Linked DNA regions of Mus musculus: all the other regions are linked to region 1. Evidence: chromatin loops called from intact Hi-C (ENCODE). Cell type or tissue: left cerebral cortex. All regions are shown on one strand.

The links. Peaks named below come from ENCODE experiments on the same cell type or tissue, not always from the same donor. Only the 100,000 strongest peaks of a DNase experiment are listed, where the experiment ranks them.
Region 2: a loop joins it to region 1, with 4 times the contacts of the local background. A loop is called at or near these places in 6 of 42 quality-filtered maps.
Region 3: a loop joins it to region 1, with 2.1 times the contacts of the local background. A loop is called at or near these places in 2 of 42 quality-filtered maps.
Region 4: it touches region 1 in a loop (3-fold over the local background); 4 of 42 quality-filtered maps call a loop at or near these places.
Region 5: it touches region 1 in a loop (4-fold over the local background); 8 of 42 quality-filtered maps call a loop at or near these places.
Region 6: it touches region 1 in a loop (15-fold over the local background); 23 of 42 quality-filtered maps call a loop at or near these places.
Region 7: it touches region 1 in a loop (7-fold over the local background); 9 of 42 quality-filtered maps call a loop at or near these places.

Annotation. Positions count from the first base shown.
Region 1 is chr12:50,942,014-50,946,013 of GRCm38, reverse strand. No RefSeq gene overlaps it. Among named protein-coding and RNA genes, the nearest start is that of Gm34581, 37 kb to the left of the region's middle. In left cerebral cortex, a CTCF peak has its summit at 2,196 (motif pointing right); DNase peaks (open chromatin) are centred at 1,247, 1,672 and 2,184; H3K4me3 peaks cover 846 bases; H3K27ac peaks cover 974 bases.
Region 2 is chr12:49,950,039-49,954,038 of GRCm38, reverse strand. No RefSeq gene overlaps it. Among named protein-coding and RNA genes, the nearest start is that of Gm40418, 170 kb to the left of the region's middle. In left cerebral cortex, a CTCF peak has its summit at 2,077; DNase peaks (open chromatin) are centred at 940, 2,068 and 2,806; H3K27ac peaks cover 3,626 bases.
Region 3 is chr12:50,533,002-50,537,001 of GRCm38, reverse strand. The region is part of intron 1 of Prkd1 (protein kinase D1); the gene reads left to right. Among named protein-coding and RNA genes, the nearest start is that of Prkd1, 110 kb to the left of the region's middle. In left cerebral cortex, a CTCF peak has its summit at 2,271; no DNase peak of the experiment used is centred here; H3K27ac peaks cover 130 bases.
Region 4 is chr12:50,109,726-50,113,725 of GRCm38, reverse strand. Gm40419 (a long non-coding RNA gene) reads left to right here. Exons shown (of 3, transcript XR_872736.2): 2 at 1,363-1,445. Among named protein-coding and RNA genes, the nearest start is that of Gm40418, 8.6 kb to the left of the region's middle. In left cerebral cortex, a CTCF peak has its summit at 1,858; DNase peaks (open chromatin) are centred at 2,207, 2,301, 2,601, 3,440 and 5 more places; H3K4me3 peaks cover 1,066 bases; H3K27ac peaks cover 3,842 bases.
Region 5 is chr12:50,699,605-50,703,604 of GRCm38, reverse strand. No RefSeq gene overlaps it. Among named protein-coding and RNA genes, the nearest start is that of Prkd1, 52 kb to the right of the region's middle. In left cerebral cortex, a CTCF peak has its summit at 1,829; no DNase peak of the experiment used is centred here.
Region 6 is chr12:50,312,741-50,316,740 of GRCm38, reverse strand. No RefSeq gene overlaps it. Among named protein-coding and RNA genes, the nearest start is that of Gm34523, 93 kb to the right of the region's middle. In left cerebral cortex, a CTCF peak has its summit at 1,946 (motif pointing left); a DNase peak (open chromatin) is centred at 1,915.
Region 7 is chr12:51,186,849-51,190,848 of GRCm38, reverse strand. No RefSeq gene overlaps it. Among named protein-coding and RNA genes, the nearest start is that of Gm34745, 32 kb to the right of the region's middle. In left cerebral cortex, a CTCF peak has its summit at 2,411 (motif pointing right); DNase peaks (open chromatin) are centred at 1,974, 2,417, 2,827 and 2,968; H3K27ac peaks cover 2,117 bases.

The DNA.
Region 1 (4,000 bases):
TTCATAGAAAGCACCTGATCAGCTGAGTCTTGTCTGTAGTCTCTGATGTCTGTAGTCTTGATGTCTGTAGTCTTGTCTGTAGTCTCTGATCAGCTGAGTCTTGTCTGTAGTTTCTCTATGTGCATTTTAAGAGGTTAGTAAGGCTTAGTTTTTAGAAAGTATGAATGAGAATTCAGAGGGCAAGAAATGCTCTGTGCAAAATATTCCTTTACAAGAAATGCCAGAAAGATGGAGTGGACTAAAACATGGGACATGTCAGAGAACAAGTAGGAGAGCTCAGATGGAGTTGGAGTAGGGTCTAGTATAGAATCTATAAGCACACACACGTAGAAATGATATAAACAAGATAGAGAGAATCAATAGATGTGCTTGTGGGTTTTTATAGGTGAGTTGCATAAGAGCAAAGTGTCTGAAAGACTAGCCATGTTTCTTTTTTTTTTTTTATATATGAATGGGTATAAGAGTTGAATTAGAAGCCAAAGGAACTTTACAATCCTGGTATAAAGCAATCAGGACTTAAACATATTTTCTACTGGCTGAATATGTAGAAAAAGATTGGAGGAGGGTTATATACATATAAACCTAATGAGTCCATGTAGCTCAGCATCATTGAAATCTCAGTGTCCTGGTGCTTCTGATAGCCATGGACAGATCTGGCATGGGCGAAGTTCAGAGGTGAGAATCACGAACACAGGGTTTGTTACCCTAACATATATGGCTACAACCAACAACCATTTTGCTGAATGTGTCATGGGGTTGGAAAATGGTTAGAAAAACACTGGAGACATGGATGATTTGGCTTTGTTGTTGAAGAAGGGGTAACCTGTGAACCACTCATGCCATTGCTGTCAAAATCACCACCATCACAAAGCCTGGATAGTCCAAAGGATGGGTAGGTAAAAGTATTTATAAAGTTAAACATATAAAAATCAAATGCAGATGAAGTTCATGTTAAAAAAGCAAAACACGAAGGATGGAAAACAATGGAGCATTTGACAAATAGAAACAAACAAGTGGTAAGAAATTCAGTTAAGAGCCATGGCGAAGTGATGATTTCCAGGAGGGTAAAGAGGATTTACCAGAGTGAAGTTCCTTACAGGCTAAGTGGTGAATGACTGGAGACACGGACTGCCAGAACGGTTGGATCTTAGAGAACTTCTAGTGTCAGAGCCTTCAGAAGTCAGGCAAAGAAGCACTACCCAGCCCTGGCACACAGTTCCTGGGCTCTAGTAGAAAGACTGGCTCTAATCTGCACATTTAGACAATAGCATATGGGCTTGGTGAATTTACTGCATTGGGATAAAACAGGGAAAAAGAAATTTACTGGAAGGAGGGGTGTCGAAAGGTTTAAGTGAAGTACTAATATTCTTACAATAGGAGTCATACATATAGGTAAAGAAAGAGAATCAATACGGTGAAAGGGTCAGTGGGTCCAGGGTTTTAGAAGGTCTGAAGAGAAAAGGGATAGTGTAGGCTAAGAGACAGGAGGTGGTGATCCACAGACACACTGAAAGGCTATTTTCTTTTCCTTTATCCACCCACTAACCAGTGCCTAATATAGCACTTTTAAAAATACTGTTTGTGTAAGTGCAACATGCTAATTTATTAATTGAGGAGAAGAATGGTGTTTCGGGGACTCGGGCAGCAATAAGGGGAGGAACACAGAGGCAGACCTAGGGTCTAACCGGTGATACAAACCCTGGGCGCTGAAAGGAATTCAGAAGCTTCACTTTTGGACGCTGCAAAGAAGATGGCTGCTGTTTTAGTCAATTTTAAAGATAATGATTTTTTTTTAAAGCTGTCTGACTCCTTTATACCTTCTATCCAAATTGAAGTAATAGGCCAGACATTCAGATCAAACTGTCCCTCCAGGAGAAAGAGACTTGCCAAGGAAACCTTGGCCAGATGGGAGCTGTAGAAAGAGGCTCAGAACTGAGAGCGGGTTTGCTTGCCCAGTCAGTTTGGATTTAAACCAGGTGCCCCCAGGCTAGAAGGCCGGAGTTTTGCCAGCGAAGAGCAGGGATGTAAGCGGCTATTGTGTGAAAACAAGCTAGGTTGCGTGGTTGCGGGGAATATGGTCCAAGGATCATACGTGCATCTGTTTGCTAATGCTCTTGAGTAGCTATTCCATACGATGTGCGCCTTTGTTTCCTGGTTTCCCGAGGCGTGAACACGGCCACATCTTCACCAAAGCACTAGGTGGCAGCACAGGACATCTATTCAACTGTCTCTCGCCACAGGCTGCTGGAATTTTGACAGATACAAAACGGTACCTGTGGTTTTGTGTATAAAACTGGTATAACTGTTTGTACATTTAAAAACCGTAACAATAAATTAAACATAAGGGAAAGGGTTTGCTAATAAATACAGTGTTAGACTGCATTTTTGTATACCAGGTGACAAGCTTGGGCATTCAAACCTGATTTGCGTAGGGGATGGGCAGGATGGGAAACAGGTTGAAGGAACTGCAAAATGTACATGCTGGGTGGCTGCAGCTCCCTTCAGGGCTGTTGTTGATCTGTCCATATGTCTGTGTGCACTACACAGAGGTGAAAACTTAGGGAAGTGAGGGGAATGGGATGTCTGGACGTCTGGATGCAGTGATTCTAGGAAGAACACACTCTGTGATTCCAAGCTCATGTTTTGTGGAAGGTGAAAGTGTGAGCATATTATGTTTGTTTTACTTAAAGAGATGCACGTCGTACTCTTTCACATTCTTACCTGGTATTTAGAATATTTGGAAAGTAGGCTCCTTAAGCTTACGTACATCCTAGTAGATAGGGCTAGACTCAATGCATGCTGCCGTATTTGTCTGTAGGTTGGCTATACATTATTTTGATCAGAACAAGCTGCTGCTTGAGACACTAAGCTTGATCCAGCAAGGGTGGACCATTTGATATGCTACCAAGACAGAAAGCTCAAACATTTCAAAAAGCCATGTACCATCTGTAACTGAGCAACTCAAAGTCAAAAGCCTATTATAATGGTAATGGTCAAGGCAAAATATTTTTATTCATTCTCCTATTCAATAAATGTTTGTCTTTTATTATTTGCCAATCACATAATACTGAAAAATGAAAAAGATAAAAATGGAAAACAAAATGAATACTCAAATACCACGCAACATCTCCTCTACTACAAAGACAATAATGAGAGTTCCAAGCCGTCACTCTGGTGTCATAGAGTCCACAGACATTTCTACTACTTAGTTCTCACGCTAATTCTATGCTTTGGCTTTTTTTCTACAGGCTAAGAACTGAAGTTGACAAATAATTGGTAATGTGCTTACGGTTGTTATGAGCATGCCAAGGGGATGTGAGCTTTAAATTCTTCCCATGATGCTATGCAACTGCACATTTCTGAACAAGGGGGTGACTCTGAGTGTAACTGTGCTCGCTGTCAACCTGGATGACGGGAACTCAATCCCTGGAACTCATATGGTCAAAGACCTGAACCTGGTTTCTGACTACCACACATGTATGGCCGTACAGACCCCCCTCCATAAATAAACTAATGCAGTAAAGAAAATGCTCTATATTGTATTCTGTTCTTGACTTGTATCTGACGACATGTAAGTCTCAAAAATCTAGGTTAAAAACATTTGAATTCAAGCTCTGTGTGATTATTTAGTAAATAAAGTTTAGAAATCTAGCACTCCACTAACTTTGGAATAAGAAAGTGCTAAGAAAGGAAAAAAAAATCTTCCTTGGTTTGTTTTTGCTTAATTGCTTGTTTACAAATAAAACAACTGGTCTTTTTAAACAGCATTCTTTTTTTTTTTTTTTTCTAAATGTGGATTACAATTTTTTTTCTGGTGAAGGAAAGTATCTTGTTTATTGACTTTACATAAATAACTCTCAGGTCTTTTGTTTGCTTTCCTGCTTTCTCATAAGCCTCACCATCTTGCAGACATCTTTCTTATTTGTTGAATGAAGACAGCATTCTTCCTGATCTATTGGCTTCATTTGGTCCACTTTTTAGTCATTCCCTAGGACTTTAA
Region 2 (4,000 bases), 990 kb after region 1:
TGTTGACAGTGAAGCCTGTGCCTCTTTTTTTCTACACTATAGGCAGCAATTTGGCCGAGACTGTATCGTTCTGTGTGGTACTATCACACACTACCTTTTTCTCACTTGAATTGTACTTTTGGCTGTCATTTGCGCTTTTGAATAAAGGTTTACATTAGTAGAGAATAACATAATAGCATGTCTCCTTTTCCTGAGTTGATATACAAATTAAAAAAAAAAAAAAAGAGGGTAAGGCCAAAACTCCTTTTGTCCTTGGAAAAATATGCCATCTGCATTTAGCTTATGATATTCAGCTGGGAACAAACTCCTAGCATAAGGATGTCGCTAATACAACCCTCAAGTTAAACTGTAAATTCAGAGCATTTAAAATGCCTTATAATAGTCAAAGCCAGTAAAATCGACCCTGTATATTTTTATTTCATCTCTGTTGGATCATATGATATTTAATAATTGGTTCTGGCACCTCGTTGCAAATTATTATAACTTTGAGATACAACAGTCCTATTGAGCATATGGGTAGCACAGGCTCCGAACATATATATGATACCGCCTCTCTAGAGGACCTTCTGTCTTGTTTTCCTTAGCTTGGAAGGGTCAGGTAAATTCTGTTGTGTCGTCATGTGTTAAGATTCTTCAGTCTCTGTTTTGCAGGGTAAATGCTTAATGCAACTGATTACTCCCACCCCCACCCTCAAATAACCGTGAAAACTTTCCTTGCAAAGCCAAAAGAGACATCCATGCATCTGGGGTGCAGTTCGATTGAGCTGTTACAAAGCGCTTCCAGTATCAGTGCATACGAATTCGTTAGTGCAAAAAAGGTTTTATTCCTTGATGCCATATTGTGTTCCAGTTTAAATACAAACTTCAAGACTTTCAGGAGTCAAGAGACCTTCCTTTGCTATTAGTAGCATATGATAGTTCTTCCTTCATCCTGGAGAGGATGGGAAGCCGATGGTAAAATACGACTGACTCCAAGAAACATTTCTTAGAGTGAAACATTCCCCTTTCAGCATTTTTTTTTTACAGCTCTACTCGATATAACACCCTGCGACAGAATTGGGAAGATCATCTCCAGCTCATATCCCATCAGGACTGTTTTCAGTATCCCCAATGCTTTGCCTTTATATCTAGCCCACGAGCCTTGACTTGCTCTTGCATTATTTCACGTTAATTGCTTTAATGTTTATTGCTACATTCAATCATAACATAATATGTGCACAGAGGTAACAATTACACAGTAAATTGTCCTTCCAAAGAGATGTCAAGATGGACATTGGTGGGTGGGGTGGGCAGAGGGTGATGATTTATAACTTATGTTGACATTTTGGGACAAAGCTGGTTCAATTTCTCTTGATTTCATTATAATACCTAATAATAATTTCTCTTTGTCTGTCATATAATTTGTCGTTATGATAACGGCTCAGCTAAAAAGTTCATGAGGCTGGGGGTCAATGGTTAAAGACAATTTTGAGCTTTATGTTTCTCCATTGCTACAGCAATACTGTATCATTCAAAATGGCATGTTGGTGGAAAGGAAACACTGCTATGCAAGTCTATAATTCTCACCCACTGTGAAACTAAATATCTCATTTAAAAACAGTTTTATACAAAGGCACTTGGCCTCTATATTTGTATACATGTATATTTTATCTAGATAACTATAAAGAAAGTATTTTGAAGCTGGACATGTTGGTACATGCCTGTGATTTTTGAATTAGAGATGCTGAGGCAGGAGGATCTTAAATTCTAAGCCAGCCTGGATGACATAGACTCTGAATCAAGAAAAGAAATATCAGTGTGACACTCTGTAGGGTAGTTTCCCGTTGTTATGATTACAAAATCCATCTCCCAGTGAACCATCCTACCCTGGGAGCTGCCCTTGAGCAGCTCCTTCACAGTTCACTTGTCAGTCGCACCGTGCTAATATTAAGAACTCTGCTAACCCTGACAAGCAGCAAGGCAACTCACCACTGACCCTGGCTGGGAATCAGGAAGCTGCAGTTCTATTCATGCCACAGAGCTGAAAGTATCTTTTGCTACTGGGGACTTGCCTTGCATCACGGATTGCTTGCTTGGCAGCATATGAGCCAGTAGGTGGAGTGCTTGCTAACAATAATTGAATACACAACTTTAACTTCAAATAAGTAGAAGCCACTTTTCCTGTTATAAATTGCTAAAATTATGCGTATGCTGATTTCTTTCTTCAGTTATAATTATTTGGAGGGAAAAAATTCACCAGAGCAGGGTTGAGATGAATGCAGGACTGTGGTTACATAGTAGAACTTAGAGGCAAACTGTGCCCAAGCTCATTGTATGGTGTAAGCATTATGTAAAAAGACGGTGTCTCAATCACTCAAGTGTGTTTGATTCAGTAAATAGATCTAAATATCTCTTGAAAAATTTTTTAGTATTCATGGTGTTCAAAGGACACACTACTATTGACATACTGTACAGGGAAAAGCTTAGATAGAATTAATTACACGTGTTAATAATCATAGTAAATTCAACACCTTTGGGAAGAAAAGTTGCAAGAGATGCTTCCAAAATAAAGTGTAACTTTCCTCTGAGAGTGCTTGTTTTCTTCCAAAAGAAGGCTTTCAAATGTATTTTAAAGCTACAGCTAGAGACTTGCTAACTGCATCACTCTAAATCTATCTATATCACACCTAAAGATGTTAAAGCAACATTTAGAACTCCAAGGAGAAAACAAGCAACAGAATTTAGAAAGCAGGAACCACATGGAAACAAGAAAAGTCTTCAGTCATTTTTTAAGAATGTGAGTTACATGATGTGGAAGATGAATATTTGAGAGTTTTAAAAAAGAACCTCATTCCTTATCGGGAACACTCGCATGCCACAATCCGTGGCTTGGGAAACCTGTAGTCTGCAGGGCTAGGAAAAAAATCATTTCATTTAAAGAGGCAACTGTACGATCTTCAAGGCGAACACTGCTGAACACTGAGCATTTCCCCTTTAACTTTTTCATCTCAAAATGATAAATTTTGCTAGAAATAAGATTTTAAGGCAAGATATCATGTTATATAGCCCAGCCTGGCTTTGACCTGTTATTCTGTCTTAACACTCCCCACCCCAGGCTATGATTGTCAACATTTGCCACCACAGTCATCATTCAAAGTAATTTCTATGAGGACTCAGTTGTCCCTTCAAGTGTCCCAGCATGTTCTCAACGCCCACTAAATTCTGGATAGATTTACATTTCAAATATGTAGCTTTTCCCCTTTAGGTAGACAGTGGAAGAATCAGAGTGCCTTGTTAAACAAAATGAAGCAGCCACAATTAATAACAAGTAAACTCCACCACATTCAACAGCTTTATTCCAAACAAATGATGACTACACACTCCACCGTTCAAGGGTGACCAAGGGCAAAATAGAACCTCCCTGAGGTCACAGAAAAAGAGAAAGAATATTCACTGAGAAATTAAAACTGAGAATTCTATCTCTTCCAAACTTGTGAAGACTAAATATTGTTCATTTTCATAAAAATTATGGAATTTGGCCCGTAAATAAAATGACAAATTATGAACAGAACTCATTTAAATAACTTGGCCATGAAAAAGAACTTTGGGGAATTTATTTATTCCAAAATTATTTTGAAATTGGGAAAATAATGAGTCCTGGTATATCCCAACTTCATAAATAAATAAATAAATTTGTCTGAGTGTAGATAGCTTGTGAAACAAGCCAAAGCATTGAAAAACAAAGACTCTCTGTATCTAATCTTTATCTTCCATTGTGTTTTTAGATTCTGCAAATAGCATTATGAGACTAATTGGTATATTTATTTCTTTTATTTGAAAAATCAGTTCACTCGCTTGCTTGTCAGTGGCCTTTCAGTCTTCCGTGCTCCATGTCTTTGATATGGTACTTTTCCTTAGATGTCATTCTCAACCCATGTTCATCCCTTGATGGTTAGGCAGCAATAGACTTTACTGAGAAATAGAAACCTGTCAGTGATTGATCTCCTCAAGACCATATTCT
Region 3 (4,000 bases), 410 kb after region 1:
ATCATTTACAGGCTGATGGCTACTAAATTAATGTCATTAGCCCAGAACTAACTACAAAACATTCAATTTTTCTATTTTGGAAGCTACAGGAATTTCTGCCTCCACATCCAAAGAATTTAATGAACAAGTTCATCTTTTTTCAAAAGAAAAAAAAAGTAGGCAGTCCTATGAAGTGACAAATAATTAAAGAATATAGTTAAGAACTTTCATATTGTTGTAATTAGTCACTCACACTAATTTCCATATTTAGGAGTTGAGGAATTTAAGATAGACAAACTAGAATCACTCAATTCAGGAAAGCACACCATACACATTTAAATGATTTTTATGCATACTTGTTGATTGCTATTTCACATTTAAGGTTATTTACCTAACAAACTAATTCATGCCAACATAATATACCCTGTAATCCTATTGGGAGATACCATTTAGCCAGAGAAATCATTTGCTTGTTTAGAAGAGTGTTACAAATATGCATATCACCTTTACTTATGAATCAGTACATAAAGGAAAGTATAGAATTTTTAATTAGGGAAAAACCAAGTATACTAATATAGCCAACTAACATTCATGAAATAATATGACTCAGTTATGTTTGTTCTGTTTTTGACTTTCCTTTTCACCTACCCACCAAAAAAAAAGCAGCTAATGTTAATCAGAAGTTGAGTTTATAACTAAAATATGCATTGTACAAAATACTGATTTATGTTTATGTAATTGTTTGCAGTAATGGTTTTAATATCTGCAACCAAGGAAACTCTAAAATAATTAACCATGATTCTGCACTTGGTAAATTCTGCTATAGCTTCCAGTTAGAATAGATTTTCTATTTGAGAGCAATTCCAGGCTGATTCATTCATTTGACCATTAAGTCACCAAAATGTTTCATTTCCCAGTAAGCACCACAAGTGCAGCTCATGCTGGAGAGAGGAAGATGTTGAGTTAGAGCCTCTAAACAGGCCTGTTGGTAAATGAGTATTAGGTGAGAATGAAGTGGCAACGTGAATCAGTACACATTGCTGTACAAAGGAGGCAACTGTAGAAAGGAAGGTGACTTTTTTCTTCAACTCTTTTTTATTCAGTAAGAATGACACTACTAAAATAGACTGGAGAATTAAATGTATGTATGTATGTATGTGTATATATATATATATATATATGCATATATATATACAATATCTTTAAATATATGAAATAAATATATGAAAAGATTTATTGTGTGACATTTCCTATCCTTCCTCTTTACTTACAATCTCAAAATATTTAGGAGTTTGATGTACTACTGAGACATTTAGCGTGTAGAAAATTGAAATTGAGGTAAATTTAAAGAATTCACAAAAATACAAAAGTACTATTGAATGGACAGATGGTCGTAAACATTAAGAAAATTAAAGTAATTTAAGTGTATCTCAAAGCTGAAGGAAAGTATCCATCTTAAGGATACCACTAAATAAATAAAGCCATTGTGTCGAATTGAATTACACACACACACACACACACACACACACACACACACACACACACACACGGATCTATTCTGTCTGCCTATCTCTCTGTCTATCATCTATGTTTATGAGTATTTTGCCTGCATGTATGTATTTGCACCATGCATATGCATGAGGAGGAAGTTTGGTCCCCTAGCACTGCAGTTACAGACAGTTGTAAGCTGTGATGCGGTTGCTGGAAACAGAACTTAGGTCCTCTACTAGAGGACTCTCAAGGTTTGAGCCCTATCACGAGGGCTCTACTTCATTTCTTTTTCAAGTCTAAGGAATTTTTTTTAAGTAAGATTGAATGAATGCTTATCTTTTACTACTTAACTCAGAAATACCATTCATAAAATGATTATTTGAATACAGTCCTGCTTCAGTGTATGATACCCAACTGTGTAAGCAAAAACAAACAAACAAACGAACAAACATCAATGGTTTTATGTTTTCAACTTCTCCAGAAAACACTGCATTGAGAAGATGTCCTTTATAGACTATGGGATGTAGGAACACAGTATCTTAGGACAGGTGAGGTCCTGGTAACAGATTGTGTTTACTTTAAGCAAAATGTAACTCATTAGATTCATCTGGAAGCAGAAAAAAGTAAACAGCGTCTTTGTCATTGTAGTCTAGATTATTTTAAATTTATAATCTTTTTTATTTCTTTTCTGTAGATAGTTTCTTCCTACCAGCATTTAAAAAATGACTACCGCATATATGAATATACAATCGGATGTGTCTTTAAGTGCAGTTACATTCTCTATCCTGAAGAAACACCTACCATTTAAGCCAAATTACAGTGCTCCCAGGAGCAAAAATAGTCTTTTGTTACTCCTATATATTTATGCATATTTTGCTTTTATTTTAACCACAAGAACTTTTTCCAGTTTGGCAGCGCTAATAATCAGCAGATTGTTAGTTTTTTTTTTTCATGTGTAGTGTAAAATCTGTTAAAAAGAACTTGATTTGTAGCTGTCTCTATTTTGCCATGTTATCTCCTTGAATGTTTAATGCATTTTATTTTGTGAGCAGATCTCACTGAGTTCCGGAACATAAGAAGAATGTGTGATTTTTTTTTTTTTTAAAGCAATGGCCTAACGTTGGCGCCACACTTACATTGGCTGTGTCCACCGCCTGCTAAGTGAACTTGAATTATTTGCCTGCCTCATGCATTTCATGCTTAGTGCCTCCTCTTCCCATGTACTGCTGTGCTCACACTTTGTGAGCGTCCCTTTTCTTTAGGGAACACACCTTGTCATTTGGCTCCTGTGATTCAGCATCACTCCATCCTGGCACTTAGGGTGTTTACAGAATGGCAGCTGTTGTCACTAAAATGGAAAAACTCTTCACTTCTTACTTGTGATGATCAGCGAATTTTAGTGTCCTGACTGAAGCGTTTCTAAGTACAAATGTACCCAGTACTGTTCTTGGAAATTTCCAATGTTTAAAAAAGTTCTTTACAAAGCAATACATGAGAGAAGCTGATGTTCAAAGCTTCAAGTGTCATCAATATTTTATAATTATACTAAAATATTTCTCATTTTTCTTAACTGTAAAATTGTAGCATGAAATTTGATTTCTTGAAAATCATTTTATTTTAATATTGTTTAATGGTTTAATCTATGTTTGGGATATAATTTATTTATGTTTGGGTTCTAATTTTATAAAAATTAGTTAAATTATTAAATAAGAATATTGACATTTTATGGCCTAGTTGGCCATCATTGGGAAGAGAGGCCCCTTGGTATTGCAAACTTTATATGGCCCAGTACAGGGAAACACCAGGGCCAAGAAGTGGGAGTGAGTGGGTAGGGGAGCAGGGCGGGGGGTGGGGTATAGGGGACTTTTGGGATAGCATTTGAAATGTAAATGAAGAAAATATCTAATAAAAAATTGGAAAAAGAAAAAAAATAAAAATAAAAAGTTTATACTTTTATAGTAGTAACAACCTTGTATTATGTGAGGAATTTTTTATGTGTAATTTATTTCATTGGGAGTAAAGTATGAGTACACTATCACTTTTGTAATCTATAACATGTGGGTTATATACATTCTGTTTATAGTGTGGAAGTTATAGAAAGTATACTTTTACAAGAGGTAATACTGAAGTGATTGGCCTTACTCCATTTTGTTAAGCTAGAACTTTGATATACTGCTAATGGCTTTGGTACAACCACTTTAGAAAATGGTCACATAGCACCTTGGTCAGGAGATATCTGAACAAGTAACACATATGAAAGAGCCTAGTAATTGTCTGGGATATGATTACGTCATAGTCCACTAAACCGGAATGATAAAAGAATGAAGTGGCCGAAATGACAGAAAGTTTTACTTGAGCCAGAAGGGTAAGTGTTAAACAATCGTTGTTCTTGTTAGAAAGCGCTACAGGTGTTTAAACACTATACACAGATCTGTTTGACTTTACATCGGGGTATGCATTCACTGAAACCCCACTTGCCCTGATTCAGGCCGCTGAGAAGCTCTACCTGTGACTGAATGCACTGAATGCC
Region 4 (4,000 bases), 830 kb after region 1:
GTGACAACAGCCCAGAACCAACAACCAGCCTTCTAAGAAAATCCTAGCAATTTTAGGATCAATAGCCTCACACTGGATGCTACTAAGTGTCAGAAATGTGTGCTGCTAGAGCTTCAGAGAGTATAGCTAAATACAAACACATCAGGGAAAGATAATTTGATACATTTCACTTTGGAAATACCCATGCAGTCCAGAGAGTTGACAAATTCTATCAATAGGCATGAAAAAAAAATAATTCAAGCTTCACCTTGTCCTGAAATTTTCACCTCTATCCCTGAGAGTTGAGCTGTTAAAATAGCTTTTATTCTCTCCACATCCCAGCACCTCCCGCCTCCCCACATTCGGAAATATAAATATAGTTCTTTGAAAACAAATCTCATATCTTTAATGTATTTAGAAGAGCTTTAAAGTCCACTTAATTCAGGGCTACAGTTTGAACAAGAAGAGCAATGAGTACATTTATATTCAAAAGCAGTAAAAACAAACATTTTTCCACATAAGATTAAAAGCCTGTTCATTTCCTTTTATTCCAATGTATATTATCTTTTGTGAAAAGCTCCATTAGCTGTTTTTTTTTTACACATGCTAGACTCTTAAATAACAAACCAACACTATAGAATATGTCTCAGAGAGAAGCCTCACTATCATTCTGTGGACTAAGAAAAATATCTGCTTTAAAAAAAAAAAAACCAAAAAAAAACCAAAAACGTTTTTGCCATGTCCTTTTTAGTTTTTGAAAACAATTTAAAAATACTCAATCCCTTATGGTTCTTAAGAGCTCTTTACATTTGTACTTAATTAAAAACTCGGTAATGAAATAGGAGTACTGTTTATTATTTATCTAAAACTGTCAGTTGGTTAGATTTTTGTCCTCAAATTATCTGGAAGCATTAAATTATATGCTTTCCTAGGTAGTCAACAGACATGACTGGGATTGCCTTTAGGTGGTTTCCAGGCCAATTTGTTTACTGACTATTGCCTACTTATTTACATTTTTTATGTAATTTTTTTAAAGTCCTCTTAGTAAGGAACACTTCATATAAGAAGTTTGCAAAGCAATATCTTTAGTTTTCAAAAAAATCAGATAAAATGCAGGGTAATCTTTTTTTAACGAACTGTTAATAAAAATATTGCCCATTAATATTTTACAGATTAAAGAAATAAATCACCCTGCAACATATCATTAAAATGCACCGTTTTCCGGCGTGTCAGAAGTGCTGTTCAATTTTGTCTGGATTCATTAAAGCTCTCAGAGCATGAGTGTGTTGCCAACCGGAATGTGGGTGGCTGTAATGGCAGCCTGTAGGTTTGTATGGAAAACAAGCATGGTACTGTGAAAAAAATCCTTCTCTCACCCTACAGATACCTGTGCCGAGAGCTTGGAAGGCATTTCTATAGGCTCATTACGAGTGACTGTTAAAGTCCCCATTCACTGAGAAGCAAAGGTAAGTTTGAAAAAAAATGTATTGAGGAAACCGGAAAGGGGGTGGGGAGTGGGGTGGAATCACCTAAGATTGAAGCAGCCTAACCAAGTGACAGACACGTAGACAACTCCGATGCTGCCAGAACAACACTCTGCACAGCCCACCAGCAAGCAATTTGTCATAGCGACAAGAATATCCTCAGCAATTTGGCATCAGGGTCCTTGGACAGCCAACTGCGACTATACAGCACGAGTCGTGCTATTCCGCAACGTGAAGATAGAAACCAAGGTTCTCGTTATTATGTCCAAATGTGTTATTTTATGAAAAACATATCTTTTGTCATGATCAACATAGAGATAAAACCGTAGCAATTGATAATAGCTGGGGGCAAATAAAAAGAAATTGAGAAAAATACATCCTGGTATGTTTTTTGAGATGCCCCTAGTGTTGAGACTTCAGGATGTTTGCTTGATGTGTTCGGTCTTTATGGCAGGCTCCCACAGAGCTTCCAAGAAGTAATGAATCCATAGGTACAAGAATGAATTGGGAATGTTTGGCGAGGTAAATAACTTGCTTTTAGAAGTCTGTAGTCTTTTCTTGTTTTAGACTTTAGATCCTTGTATATGTGGTGGTGACTAACATGTTAGTTTAGTGCAAATCCTTTCTGATTGGTATGGTTTGAAATTAGGCAAAGAATTCAAGGTAAGTTGAGTTATAAAAGTGCAAAGGAAAGACTCTGTGCTCTTTATGTTCCTATCCTGGTAATCTATTGTAAAAGTGCAGTAAAGGAGAGAAGCCAGGAGCATAGGATAAAGGTACCAGATAAATAAGCACGGAGCATTCCCTTGCCAATTACTTGGCATCTTGCTTAGTAATTAATGCCACCGTAATGAAATAAAGTGGTAGGCACAAAGATTGGGCCTTTTGTGAACTCTATACAGAACCAAACACTCATAAAAATCTTGCTCAAAGCTAGCTTAGCTTGATTTTCTTCACAATCAAAACTCGCTAGAGAAAAAATTAGTATAAACCCAAAATGTGTGTGTATGTTTGTATGTGTATGTGTGTGTGTGTGTGTGTGTGTGTGTGTGTGTGTGTGTGTATGTGTGTGTGTTTTGAATGTATTATTTAAGGGTGACATCAGACAATTGTAGTATTGCTGCCTCCATCATATGGACAAGAACGTCCTTCATTCCCCAGACATTATGGAATCATGAACCCACTCTGCCAGAAGCAAATAACGTTATTTATTATTTGTTCTATGAAACACTTTCGGTAACCAATGCGTAAGTGGTTATAAGTGCCTTACAATGGATTTCCAAGATCTTATTCCTTCTTGTGCCCTATGAAACTTTTAGGAAATGATAAAAGCAGTCAAGGCTTAAATAACAATGAGGCTAATAGTACTAATGGATATTTTAAAATAAAAATATATAATTTAGTCATTTTTATATTTAAGATTTGTGCAAGACTAGAAAATATTCAACTAACATTATAATAATTTATAAACAATGAATTTATTAGATCTAACGCATTTATTACAATTCACTAAAACCACAACAGTAAGTTTTCCAATCTAGGTACAATAACTGAATAGTAGTCATGGTTTGGCGTTAGGGAATTAGAGAATGAGACATTTAATTACACTACTATGGAAATGATGTTGAGAACAGTGTGTGTTGACAGCATGTCTATAGAGATGATTAAAGAAAGGCTGAAGATTTATAATCTTGGAGGATATAGTCAAAGAAAGGGGAGGACTGAGAAGTGTGTGAGGAGCGTGCGTTTCAGGCTTAGCAACATAAAATATAGAGGAGACCGTAAAGAAACTAACTCTATTTTTTTCTCAGCTTTGCTTGAGAGTGGGGGGTGTTTTCCTTGTAAGTCCCATTAACATCAATGGGACTCATGCAGCTAAAACCTTGTGTAACTCTTAGACAATTTACTTCCTAGTGTCAAGAAAAGAGTACTACCTACTAAGAGCAATTTACTCATCTTGGTCTGTGCCTCCCATACAAAGATGGATTTGATAGCACCTAGCAGGAAAGAAACCAGCAACTGCATTTAAGATTTTGTTAGTGTAAAAGAAGTCATCGTTGCAAAATGTTGCCTCACCTTGTTTAGCAACAACAATAAACAGAGAAAAGCAATTCAACAAAAGAATATGGAGAGAAGTACGGGCTTGATTACAGGAAAAATGGTGATTGCTACTATCAGGGATTTTTTTTTTTCATTTTAAAATTTCAAGCTCTGAACACAATCACAGGATAATGGGAGTACAGGGAAATTTTTAAGACATATTGGAGCCACAGATTGAAGCTCCTGATTGCTTGCTTTCTTACACCCTTCATGTCATGCTATGTAAATACAGCAATGGTAGCCTTACAAAGTCTTTAATAGCACAACTTTCAAGGGGAGTGCTACTGTACATTTCTAGCTATAGTTAGAAAGATAAGTACATTGGCAGATTTCGGCTCCTATATCAGGAGTAACTGTATCAATTCACTAGAGTCTGTATATGTTTGAGTTATAGAGTGGGCATGTGAAGAATGGTATGCTCACTAAAAAGTCTTAGA
Region 5 (4,000 bases), 240 kb after region 1:
CTTGCAGTTTTGGAGTTTGTTTTTCCCTTTTTGATTAGGAGGGCTTTTCTTTTTTTATTGATGTATGTATTTTCTTTTTTTGTTAAATGAGTTAGAAGTGACTTTTCCTATAATTGGTACTATCCAATTTCAGTTTGTACTCACTCTTTTAATGAATAGAATTTTAAATTTTGTTTCAGTCAAATTTGTCAATAGTTTCCTTTTGAATTATAGTTAATTTTGTCTTATGGAATAAATTTTTTCTTCAAGCTCAGAATATGTTGTCCTATTTTGTTTGCCCAATTAAAAGGTTTTCAGTTTTTGTTTTTTAACATGTAGCTCCTGAATCCATTGTGAAAGGTATATTGTATGTTTGTGTGGTGAAGCAACAAGGGTTAGCATACTTTTGTTATTTAATCCCTAGATTAAATTACAACAATTATGGTCAGTTCAGGAGAGTAGCAACTGTGCCAAATATTCTAATTCAGAGAATTTATTGAAAAAAAAGTAAAAAAAATATATATATATATATATATATGTATATATATATATATATATATATATATATGAAAGAAAGAAAGGAAGGAAGGAAGGAAGGAAGGAAGGAAGGAAGGAAGGAAGGAAGGAAGAAAGAAAGAAAGAAAGAAAGAAAGAAAGAAAGAAAGAGAAAGGAAACCATACTGAAGTAGTGTGTGGGAGGGGGGCGGGGGACTAATGATAAGAGAGTTTTTTTAAGGAAAAAAATAAGGAGAAGCAGGTACAAACAGACCGAGAGGATGTCAACATTTCTGGGATGCAGCCCACACATCTATCCCCACTGCTGAGTTTGGGGACCATTGAAGACCCCTGCTGAGAGTCAAGAGCTCTCTGAGCCTGTCTGCTACCCCACTGTACTTTGGCAGCTTATCAATGTGGTCTCTCATGCCCCAAGATTTCTCAGGAAAAAAAATGAAGAAATTGCTGATTACTGTTTAGAGTTCATGAAAACAAGCAAAAACTAACTCAATATGTTTGGGTGGTGTGCTCTTTTAACACTTAGCCCTAAGCCTATGAACAGTGGCCAAACGCTTTCTCTCCCACTGACTCCTGGTCACATTTCCAATCAGCTAGCTTTCTTTCTCAGCTTGAGAAATACACATGCTCACTCCTCTCATCTTGAGCCGTTAGAAGTATTGGCTGTAATAACCCCATGGCGTTTCTCTAACTTTTACTAGGAATCCTGAGAGGTCTCAATATGGCTGAGGCCTCTTTCTGGTTTTTGTTTGTTTGTTTAAATTGTAGCAAGTAGATCATACTTAGCTGTGTCATTTAAATTGCTTTGTTTTCATGAATTTTTATCAAATTGGTAAGTTGGAAGAGAGAACTTTTGGAATCCTCCTGTTTGATTTTGCATGTCAACTTGCAATTCTATTTATACTTCTTACATTTTAAGGTATATTTAAAAATTATTTTAAAATACCCTATGAGGAATACATTTGATATTTATATCTCCAGCACTTCGGGTTTATCTGCTGCAAACGATGCAAAAAGTTTTAATGACTCAGGTCTTTGACATGTCATCTTACTTTAGTTACACTTATTGATAGTGTTGGTGTTATGTTGCTGACTTTTCAGTTTCCACTTTCTTCTCTTGACCTTATTTCCTATCTCCCACCCCCTCTGCTAGTGTGAATGTCATAATTGTTTGAATAGAAATTGCTCCCCTAGGCTCATATGCTAAAAAGCATGTTAATTAGGGCACAGATTTGCTTGAGAGGGATTAGGAGGTGTGGGCTTGTTGGAAGAAGTTTGTCAGTAGAGGTGGGCTTTCAGTTTCAAATGCTCAAGCCAGGCCTAGTTTCTCCCTCTGCCTGCCAAACTGAATATAGAACTCAGCTACTCTCCAACACCATGTCTGACTGAATGCTCCCATTGTTTTCATAATGATGAAAATGGAGTGAACCTCCGAAACTGTAAGCAACCCTGAAACTGTAAGCAATCCCTATTTAAATACTTTCCTTTTATAAGACTCACTGCGGTCATGATGACTCTTCACAGCAACAGAACACTGACTAAGACAAAACTAAATAGCGTATTCAGTTGAGTCAGTATCCTACAGAAATTGGTTTCTTCACAAGACTCAGAACTAGAATGCCCTTAGCACATTGTACAAGTCAAGGTTACTTGACACTATGTCACTTGTTGAGAATTTGGCTTACTATGCTTCCCCTTCTTGGATTAATGATTGTTCCTGTTCCATGATAATTAAACTATGATCATTTAGACTTGACTACTGTGTACCAAACTGTTAACTCACACTTTTTTCCTCCATCTTAGTCCTTTACTAAAGTGACATCTTTTTGTATGAAATGTATTAGTGAGAAATTCCTTCTGCAAGTTCTTTGGTAGTCCTTGCAATCTACTTCCATTTGTCAAATGTCACTTGATTCTAATTTAAATGAAATTAGACACTCTGTGTGTGTGTCTGTCTGTGTGTCTCTTACTGTCACTCTCAAAAAAAAAAAAAAAAAAAGCAAAAATAAATAAATAAACCAAATGAAATCAACACAATAACACAAAACCAAAATTCAAAACAAACAAAAGACCAATAAGACAAAAAAAAAAAAATCACAGAAATACCATTGAGTTTGTGTTGTGTTGGACAGCTACTCCTGGGCTTGGGGCCTGCCTTGGAGCATAGATAAAGTGCCCAGTGATAGTTTCATTAGGGAAAATCAATTTTCCCTTTTGACAGTGGGTGTCAGTTGCAGAATACTCTTGCTTAGGGTGTGGGACCCTGAACCCCCGCAGGTCTTATGCAACTGCCAAGGTCTCTGTGAGTTTACATGTGCACCAGTCCCATTGTGTCTGCAAAACACTGTTTCCTTGGAGTCATCCATCCCCTTTGTGTCTAACACTTTTCTACTTCATTTCCCAGAGCGCTTCCTGACCTTGAGGGGAGGGATTTAATCTAGACATTCTGTGTAAGGTTGAGTGCTCCAAAGTCTGTTATTCTTTCACATTGTCCACTTGTGGGACTCTGTGTTCATTTCTATTTACTCCAAGAGGAAGCCTCTCAGATGTTGGCTGAGTGAGGCCCTGATTTAAGGATATAGCAGTATGTCTTTAGGAGTCCTTTCATTGCTAGCAAACTAATTTTTCTGAGCACTGAGTTACTCTTCAGGCATGCCCAATACTTTCCAGTGACTTTTAAAATAAGTTACTATACATTTTCCCCTGAAATTTTCCTGTTTCAGGTATTTCAGAGCAAACATCCTTAATTACATCCAATAAAAATTATAGGAAACAAAGCAGCTAGATGGAGTCTAATATAAAGGAAATAAACATCCTTTATGCAAACACACAGTGGCTTTTTACTGTTGCAAATACCCATGGAATTATAGACCATATGATACATTAATTAATTAATTAATTAATTAATTAATTATATGTACATTGCTGTTTTATCTGCATTTATACTGTGGGGGGTGTCAAATCACTTGAAGCTGTATTACAGACAGTTGTGAGCTGCCATGTTAGTGCCGGCAATTGAACCCAATACCTCTGGAAGATCATCCAGTACCTTCAGCCACTGGACCATCTCTCTAGCCCCAATACATTTACTGTTTGTTATGTTAAAGATTTACTGTTATTTTTATTTATGCTATGAGTGTTTGTATATGTGTTTGCCATGTATATGTGTACATTCTCTCCCATGAGAAAAGAGCATTGGATCCCCTGGAGCTGGAGTGTGGGCTGTCCTGAGTTGCTCAGTGTGGGTCCCCTGGAAAAGCAGAAAGTGCCCTTAGCCACTACTGAGCATCTCTATATGTATACATGTGCTCTTGTACATGTGTGCTCTCTCACGCGCGCGCACGTGCGCGCGCATGCACACACACACACACACACACACAGAGAGAGAGAGAGAGAGAGAGAGAGAGACTCTCTTATGTACTTTGGGTAGTATTAAATGACTTTTTTTAGACTTTTGATTCCTTCCTCTTTCAATCACATTAATTGTGTACATGCTTCAAATTTATCA
Region 6 (4,000 bases), 630 kb after region 1:
GTTATCCTTGAACTCATGCTGTAGCTTATGATCTTCCTGCCTTGGTATCCAGAGTAGCTTGGGTTGCAGGCTCAGATGACCAGACATACCTCTCAACTAGCCTTTATTGTTTTGTTTTGTTTTTTTTGCCTTTAATTTGCTGCTCATAGAGACTCAAAATGCTTTGACTTTTGCCATTTCTTCTTTTAAATAAAATTTATTTTAAAAAGTCAAAAAAAAAAAAAAAAAAAAAGAAAGTGCCATAGCCCCATGAGGTTCCTGTTTCATTCATGAAATCTCAGAAGAGTGGTTCCGCGTGTCCTCAAAACTCTACTATGCTGTAGGAGCGCCCAGAAGCTTTCTTTGGACCCTCTGTCTGGATATCAAGGCACTTTCCCTTGTCAGATCTCCCCTCAGGCTGTTTCTCCTATTGTTTTCAGGTAAAGTAGATTTCTGATTCATCACAGTGGCTGTGGATGCTCACAGGAAACCTTTTTCAAGCAAGATGCCTTTAGCCACTGATACCTAACAGATATATCCTGTTCTCCAGCTTCTGCTCTGATTTTGTTGCAATTTCTACTTTCAACTGGCTATAAATTCTATAGCGTTTAGACCTGTAGCCCTAAGAAAACAATACAAATGAAATGGGGAAAAAATGGAGCAATAAGTCAGAGGGATATCAAGAAATTGGGGATGGAGGAAAGTCAGGACTCAGTACATTCAGAGTGCTAGCTACTTTTCATAACTAATGATTTTACTCTAACAATATGCAAGCTGTACCATATGGGCATAAGTGAACCCCATCATATCACATGATAAGGCTATAGACATTCATTGGATAATTTCTCACCTTATCTATCTGACTAGAGTCTATAAGTCTGGTACTTGATTATCATGACAATAACCTGCAGTTTCCATAAAGTAGTCCATATTTTATTATGTTTAGGATAATGGTATCACAAGAAACAAATTTTAAAAATTAAAACAATGATAAAAGTAATAATCATGAAATAACATAATAAGTGCTTTGGTGCCTGGACAAGGTGATACATGAAGCATAGCTGAGCTTTTTTTTTAGGGCACTTAGACAGATTGTGCATTACAGTTCTATTCTAGCATTTTAAAATTAACAATAGTAAAATAATTTCTCTAAACCATAAAAGTACTTGAAGATGCCACTTAGCAGCTGTGCAACATTATTAGGCTAGAAAATCTGTTCATTTCTCAAAGTAAGTAGTAATTTAAACATTACATAAACTTCCTTCACGATTGCCTTTTTAGATGTGAAACTTAAAATATAGATATATTACTTTCCCAAAATATTGAATACACCACCCTGAAAGCCTACACAACTTTTAGGATGATTTTTTTTCAGGTGCTAGAATATTAGCTACATGACAAAAACGTAGCACAAATAAAGGAAGAGGACAGGGAGATGTCGGGAGAAGGATGTAGGAGTGGAAAACCCTGAAGCCAAAGATGTGTACAGGATGCAGGCTGCGCATGGCAGAGCAATCAAAGGCTAGATCTTATGTAGTCCCAGATTCAGCGGTAATACCATTGTAGTTCACAAAGATAACTAATGTGGAAAGATAACCACAACATATAACCACATGTTGGGTTTGAATTTACATAGTAATAATGCTTACTGCCTGACTGAGTCAAAGTGACATCAAATGAATTCTTACACCATAAGAGAGGGACCTAATAATTTTGCTTTTCATGTACACATGAAGCTTTTCTTTTAACTCAATTTGATGCTAAAACAGAAATGTTTATGATAGAGTAGCAATGTGGTGCATAGATTCATGCCAGAAGCCAGGAATCTGGAGCAAGTGCAATTTTGAGAAATGAATATAGTTTTGCTATTCTGCCCAGGAGACCCTCTTAGAAGTGGTCCCTCCCCCACCCAGGTCCTGCAGGAAGATCCCAGGCTGAATGAAGTAGATTTGTGTGCTTTGCCACCTTGTGGTCATTATAGTTATTTGCATGATTCCATCTGTGTTGTTGATTGAAGATTTTTCCTCTGGATAGACCCATGCCCTTACTCATATCATTAATAATAATTCTGGTTAAAACACATTAAAGTTAACTGAAAAATGCTGGTGAAAAGGGCACATGCTAATTAAATGCCTGTCTAATGGTTTAATCTGGGCAGATGTGTCTCCTGGGTGACCATCCTGAAATTTATTTTCCCCTCATATTTCTTTTTATAGTACTACTGAAAAAAGTTAATAAAAATTAGAAAAACTGAGTAATATTATTTGAGTTACACCATGATATTAAACAAAAATAAAAACCATGGCTTAATGAACACAGAAAATATGTTTGCATATATGGAAGAATTTTCTCTGACACTCAAATCAAAATATCTTTGAACACAGGGTAACTTCTAGCTTCTATTTTGTTCTAGTTCAACGTATAAGACACAGACTTTCTAAAGATATGAAGTATCTAATTGTCTCTAGAGGTGCAATAACCACTGTCGGATAATTAAGGTGGTGTGGATAAATTGTAAAAGGTCATGGTAACTTGTAAGATCATCATTATTAAATATTTTTTCATTCTACTATTCCTTCTCATATGAAACGAGATATTTTTACATGCTTGTAAAACTGTGAAATGTTGGAACTAAAAGTTGCTCAGAGAGCATAATCTTGGTTTTTATTAACCAATATTTTAGGGGTGAACACAGAGGTTGCTGTTCTTCCAAGTCATTAAGTGACCATGGAATTTAGCAATGGCATTAGTGTTCAGTCTGAAGAACAGAATTTGAACAAAATTTCACTAATATTTTAAGTTAACAAAACTTATACACTTTGGGTTACTGAGCTGGATCAGTGAATGTAGGTGTTTTCTGCTGAGCCTGAAGAACTGAGTTCAGAACCTGGTGTGCCCATGGTGTGAGGGGAGAGCCACTCTCCCAAAGATTTCCAATAATCTGCTGTCTGCCCACCCATCCATTCATGCAAACAAACAAATGAATGTAATACAAATTTAGAAATATAAACTTTGGATCGATCAGGGTTTGGTAATAGATAGAAAGAGCATCTATCTATTATTCTTATTCAGTTAAGAAAATTTCCTTAAGTTATATCATTAATAAGAAGCCATATTAAAAAAAACTTTCAAAATACACAGTCTTGATCAAAGAGATAAAAGTGTGGAGAGACAAATGTCCTTCATATCTAGTATTAGAAAGTCAGCTTAAATTATGAACGTTCTCACAGTTAAGTCATTTGTGCATATTCTGAATGGTGGGTATCATGGAACTAATTTTGATTACTGTCCACTGAAGGACTGACCTTCTTCAGAGCCATCAAGTATCCAATATATGCAGGCTTCTATCATCTATTTGTTCCCAACCACCCAACTGTAACGAGAAGAGAGATAGCTTAAGAAAGACTACCTGTTACATATTAGAAGCAACTTTAGACTCTTACTGAGCTAGCATTGAAAAAAGACTTACAGCCAGAATGATAATAACAGTAATGCAGTGGAAGATACCAGGATAAAGAGGAAGGAGAAGAATTCACTTACCTGCAAGTCACATTACATATAGCTTAATAAATTAACACTGTGAGTCAAAGAATATATTGGAATATACTCAAATAAAAACTGATTTTAATCTGTTTTTATCCAGAGAAGTTGTCAAACACTTCATGTCTTTACTCATTCCTCATATATACTGTCAAAATAATTAGTTGCCTAAAATGAACATATAAATATTAAATGGGGCAGGGTTGGAAAGATGGCTCAGTGGTTAAGAGCACTAGCTGGTCTTCCAGAGGTCCAGAGTTCAATTCAATTCCCAGCAACCACATGGTGGCTCACAACCATCTGTAATGGGATCCAATACCCTCTTCTGGTATGTCTGAAGGCAGTGACAGTGTACTTACACATTAAACAAATCTTTAGAATAAATAAATAAATAAATAAATAAATAAATAAATAAATAAATAAATATTAAATGGAACATATTCTAAAATTATAAAAAATGTATTAGGTTAAACTATACTGT
Region 7 (4,000 bases), 240 kb before region 1:
GCAAAACAAGAGATACTACAAAGTCAATTGTGGAACCACAAGCCTGAAGAATGAAGAAAAAGCTATGTTGATATTAATAACTTAGCTAGAGGCATGCACGGTTCATTGCAAAGTATTAAACAACAACAAAACAGAACCTGGTATGTTAAAAAAAAATGAACAGAGCCAAAGTGAGGGAGGGCCATGGTGAGAGAAAGAGGTTTAGAGTTGGAGAGCACGGTTTGAATCTAAGCTTCTCTGCCGATGGGTTGAGTGGCTCTGGGTAAATGATGTAAACTTGCATAAGCATCAAAGGGTCAAACTCAGAGACTTTTCGGGAGAATTCCAATGAGATAATAATGTCTGTAAAGCAGTCATCCCTAGCTGAGCTCGCTGTCAGTGGCAGCTGTAGCACATGCCAAGGGCGGTGCATGCTGATGCTGACAGCACATAGGATCACTGCTCAGGGGATCCAGGCCCCTCTAAGCTCTCCCCTGCACTTTGTATGTATGTAGGCACAGGCACAGAGTCATCAGACAGCTTGAGTCTATCATCTTGCCGTTCTCCACAGTAGCAATGCATTCTCAGTATCACAGTTCAGCAGGTCATTTAGTCTTCTTAATGACACGATACAGACAAACCTCAGTGACAGCTAAAATTAGTTTTCCTTTGAGTCTCTTTGATTATGTCTCTAACCCTTTGAGCACTCCTTTTACCCCCTAAGTCCTGGTATTGTACAGGGGCCAATTAGAGATGTTAACCATCCTACCCACAGTACCAGCATTCTTTGGCATTGGGGTGGTGAAGATGTACTAATTTTGACCCATCTGCTAAAGAAAGTCCCTAATAACTTGACCATATATGTATGCATGTATACACACACACACACACACACACACACACACACACACACACACATACACACACACATTTATATGTTAATAAGAGCACTAAAGCTGGGTTAACATTGAACCACATTGTCAGTGTGCAGTTTAAAATTCATATACATTTCTCCAAAGTTAATCATTGTCTGATTTCCCTCTAGTCATAGTCAGCCTAGGCCCACATGCCCCTTGGCACGCCCTTTCTGCTGACCAGCACATTTGAGTCTTTTAGTCTGTCTTCTCTTAGCTTGTGGATCTCCGGCTTTCTGTCTAACTTTAGTATTTAGGGGTTCGGGCCTCATCCTCATTCTTTGAATGCTGTGGCAGCCCACTAGCTGGTCTCTGTTATTTGTGCGCTATACTTCCTCAGCACGACTTTATAGGATGCTAACGTAATCACGTTGCAGTCCTTAAAAAGGAATGTTCAGTGCATATTCTAACTATGCTGGTAAGCCTCCACCATCTACTTCTGTTCCTCTTCCAGTCACATGGGCCATTGCTGTGGCTTTCCCTGGGGGATACCAGCCCACATCATGCCAGTCCATTCTTGACTTTGCTCAGGCTTGCTTCTAGCAAAGTACCTTCGTGGTTTTTTTTTTTTTTTTTTGTCTGTTTCGAGACAGGGTTTCTCTGTGTAGCCCTGGCTGTCTTGGAACTCACTTTGTAGACCAGGCTGGCCTCGAACTCAGAAATCCGCCTGCCTCTGCCTTCCGGGTGCTGGGATTAAAGGTGTGCACCACCATGCCCAGCGTACCTTTGGTTCTTGCTTACTCTCAACTCCCACCCAGCTGTTATCTCTCATTTAAGGATCGACTGCTCCTCCTTTTACTAGAAATTCTAACTACACCCAGTGTAAGATGCTTTACACTGCTCATAGCTCTGTGATTTAAAATACACTTCCTTCTTCCTTCTTAGAATGCTTGAGTCTGTGGTAAGGTCTAGGCCCATCATTTCTCATGTCTTTAGGCTCCACTAACACAGCAATAAATGCAAAGCACACATTTGTCATGTGTCTGAACAACGTAGTACTTTAAAAACTGCTGCAGTGAAAGACCCTCTCTGCAACTGTGCTCTTGCTCCGTCCTGGGTTGTCACACAGAAGCCATGGACGTGTCGATGTATGGCATCCAGCCGTGAAGTGCAAGTCCTCTCAGAGCTCTCATTGTTACACAAGCGGCATGCAAAAACAGCTGTATGGTTACAAACCAGGCTATAAGGTTATATACTGGGAATTTCCATACTTAGTGGGAAAGATCATCAAAACATACAAAGTGAGGAAGAGAAAATGTTTAATATGAATGGTCGTTTCTTGTAGGTGGAAGTGTTACAGTTTTCGTATGTGTGTGTGTGTGCATGTGTGTTCATTCTAAATGCTTTATGAAGATTCTGCATTATACAATCAACATTTTTATAGTAGTTGCCATAAGTGTGAAGTAATTTTTCAAGAAGGCAAGAAATCTCTTCTTTGCTTGCCTATATTCTCATGGTTCCAGCAGCCTCCTTTGCTGTGGTATCTGAACATTTCTGGCTGCAAGTCACCATTTATTGCCACTAGATGTCACCAAACTACTTGCAATATTAGTGTAGATGCCCTGTGCATATTCAAACAGTTAAAAATATTTAAACACCATTATTCAGTGTTCTTTGGTGTCACACAAAGCATTCAGAATTTGAAGAATTAGTAAGAAAAGGCACATTACATAATGTTCTGCTTCTTATGTAACAGGTGAGGGCTACATGAATCCCTTGGTTTTATGTAATTCATATTTTACTGACTTCTTAATATGATTGGGAGGGGAAAATTGACACGAGAGTCTTGTTTAAATGTAGGATTATTTCCAGTTGATTCCAAGCACTTTTTTTTACATAATATATAGCAAAAACAGAGGCCAGCACCCCAAAACTCCTTCCTGAGAAGTGTTTTCCTTGAGCTGAACGCAGCTTCCGCCACAGCATCTGTAGCTCTTGGGATAATGAATCAAAACATAGCACTGGGATTCTTTCTGGAACATGTTAATTATTACAAAGCAGTTTAAAATTCATTTGGTGCTTCAGGAAGCAAAACCAATAACCTCTTCTCGAGGAACTGAAGAAGGCATCTCTTTAGCAAAGGGCAACTGAGAGCCATGTCTTTAAACGTTTGAACCTATTTACTGGGTAGGTTCAAAACCGGTCTTTTTTTCTGATTGGCTCTGTTAACAGCTAAAGTGAAGGGTTTAAGGCAGCTTGTTTCCAATCATTTTTGTTGAGAACGAAAATGAGAAGCCAATCAAAAGGCGTTTAAGTTAGGCAGTGGGTTTTGGGAAAGAAGTCTGTGCATTCCCTCCTGCTACTTCTCTCTACTGTGGAGTTCAGTGTTGAAATCATGGCATGTTATCCACCTTAAGCTTCACCATGGGAAAAGGGGCCAACACACAATAGCCTTTTAAGCAAAAATATAACTGAACCGGCCTGGTTGTTTTCTAGAGGTTTTCAATTGTTACCCATTATAAATCGCACATGTTAAGTCTTATCCACAGTATTGAGGATTTTTGACTATTGTCTAATTATAAGCATTCTATATCACTTTTATTTATTATGACATATTCTCTGCACGAAATTAAAAGGCAATAAGGATCATTAAGTCTAACTAAGTTTATTTACAGGGAAAAAAGCTACCATTAACAATAAGGAGGAAACTAAACCAACCCAGCAGCCCACACATCTCAGTTTATGAGACATTTTTAAAAGAGATCGTGGTACCGATCATTATATTTCAGATGCTACCAACCCAAAGCAAATAAGTCTACACGTCACCGGGGATTTTTAACTTCCACTAGTCTGACTCTAGTGAGGTTAGTATAACAAATGCCATCTTTACTTTATTTTGTGCAGAAACTATGAATTTTAAGCACTAGGAAAATAAGTATCATGAAAAACAGAATAGCCTCATCACGATGGGGCTCCAGGTTCTGTACTCGTTTATCAGGTACAACTTGACACTTGTGTGGATTGTGCTCCGAGCCCTGTTTCATTTGCTACTCATGTGCCATTGTACCACACAGAGAGGTCAGATCTTCTTGCAATATTGTAATATGGAATTGCAATTTGGTTTTTCTGTCCTAGGTGTCTCCTGAAAATTTCTTTACTTAAACCTT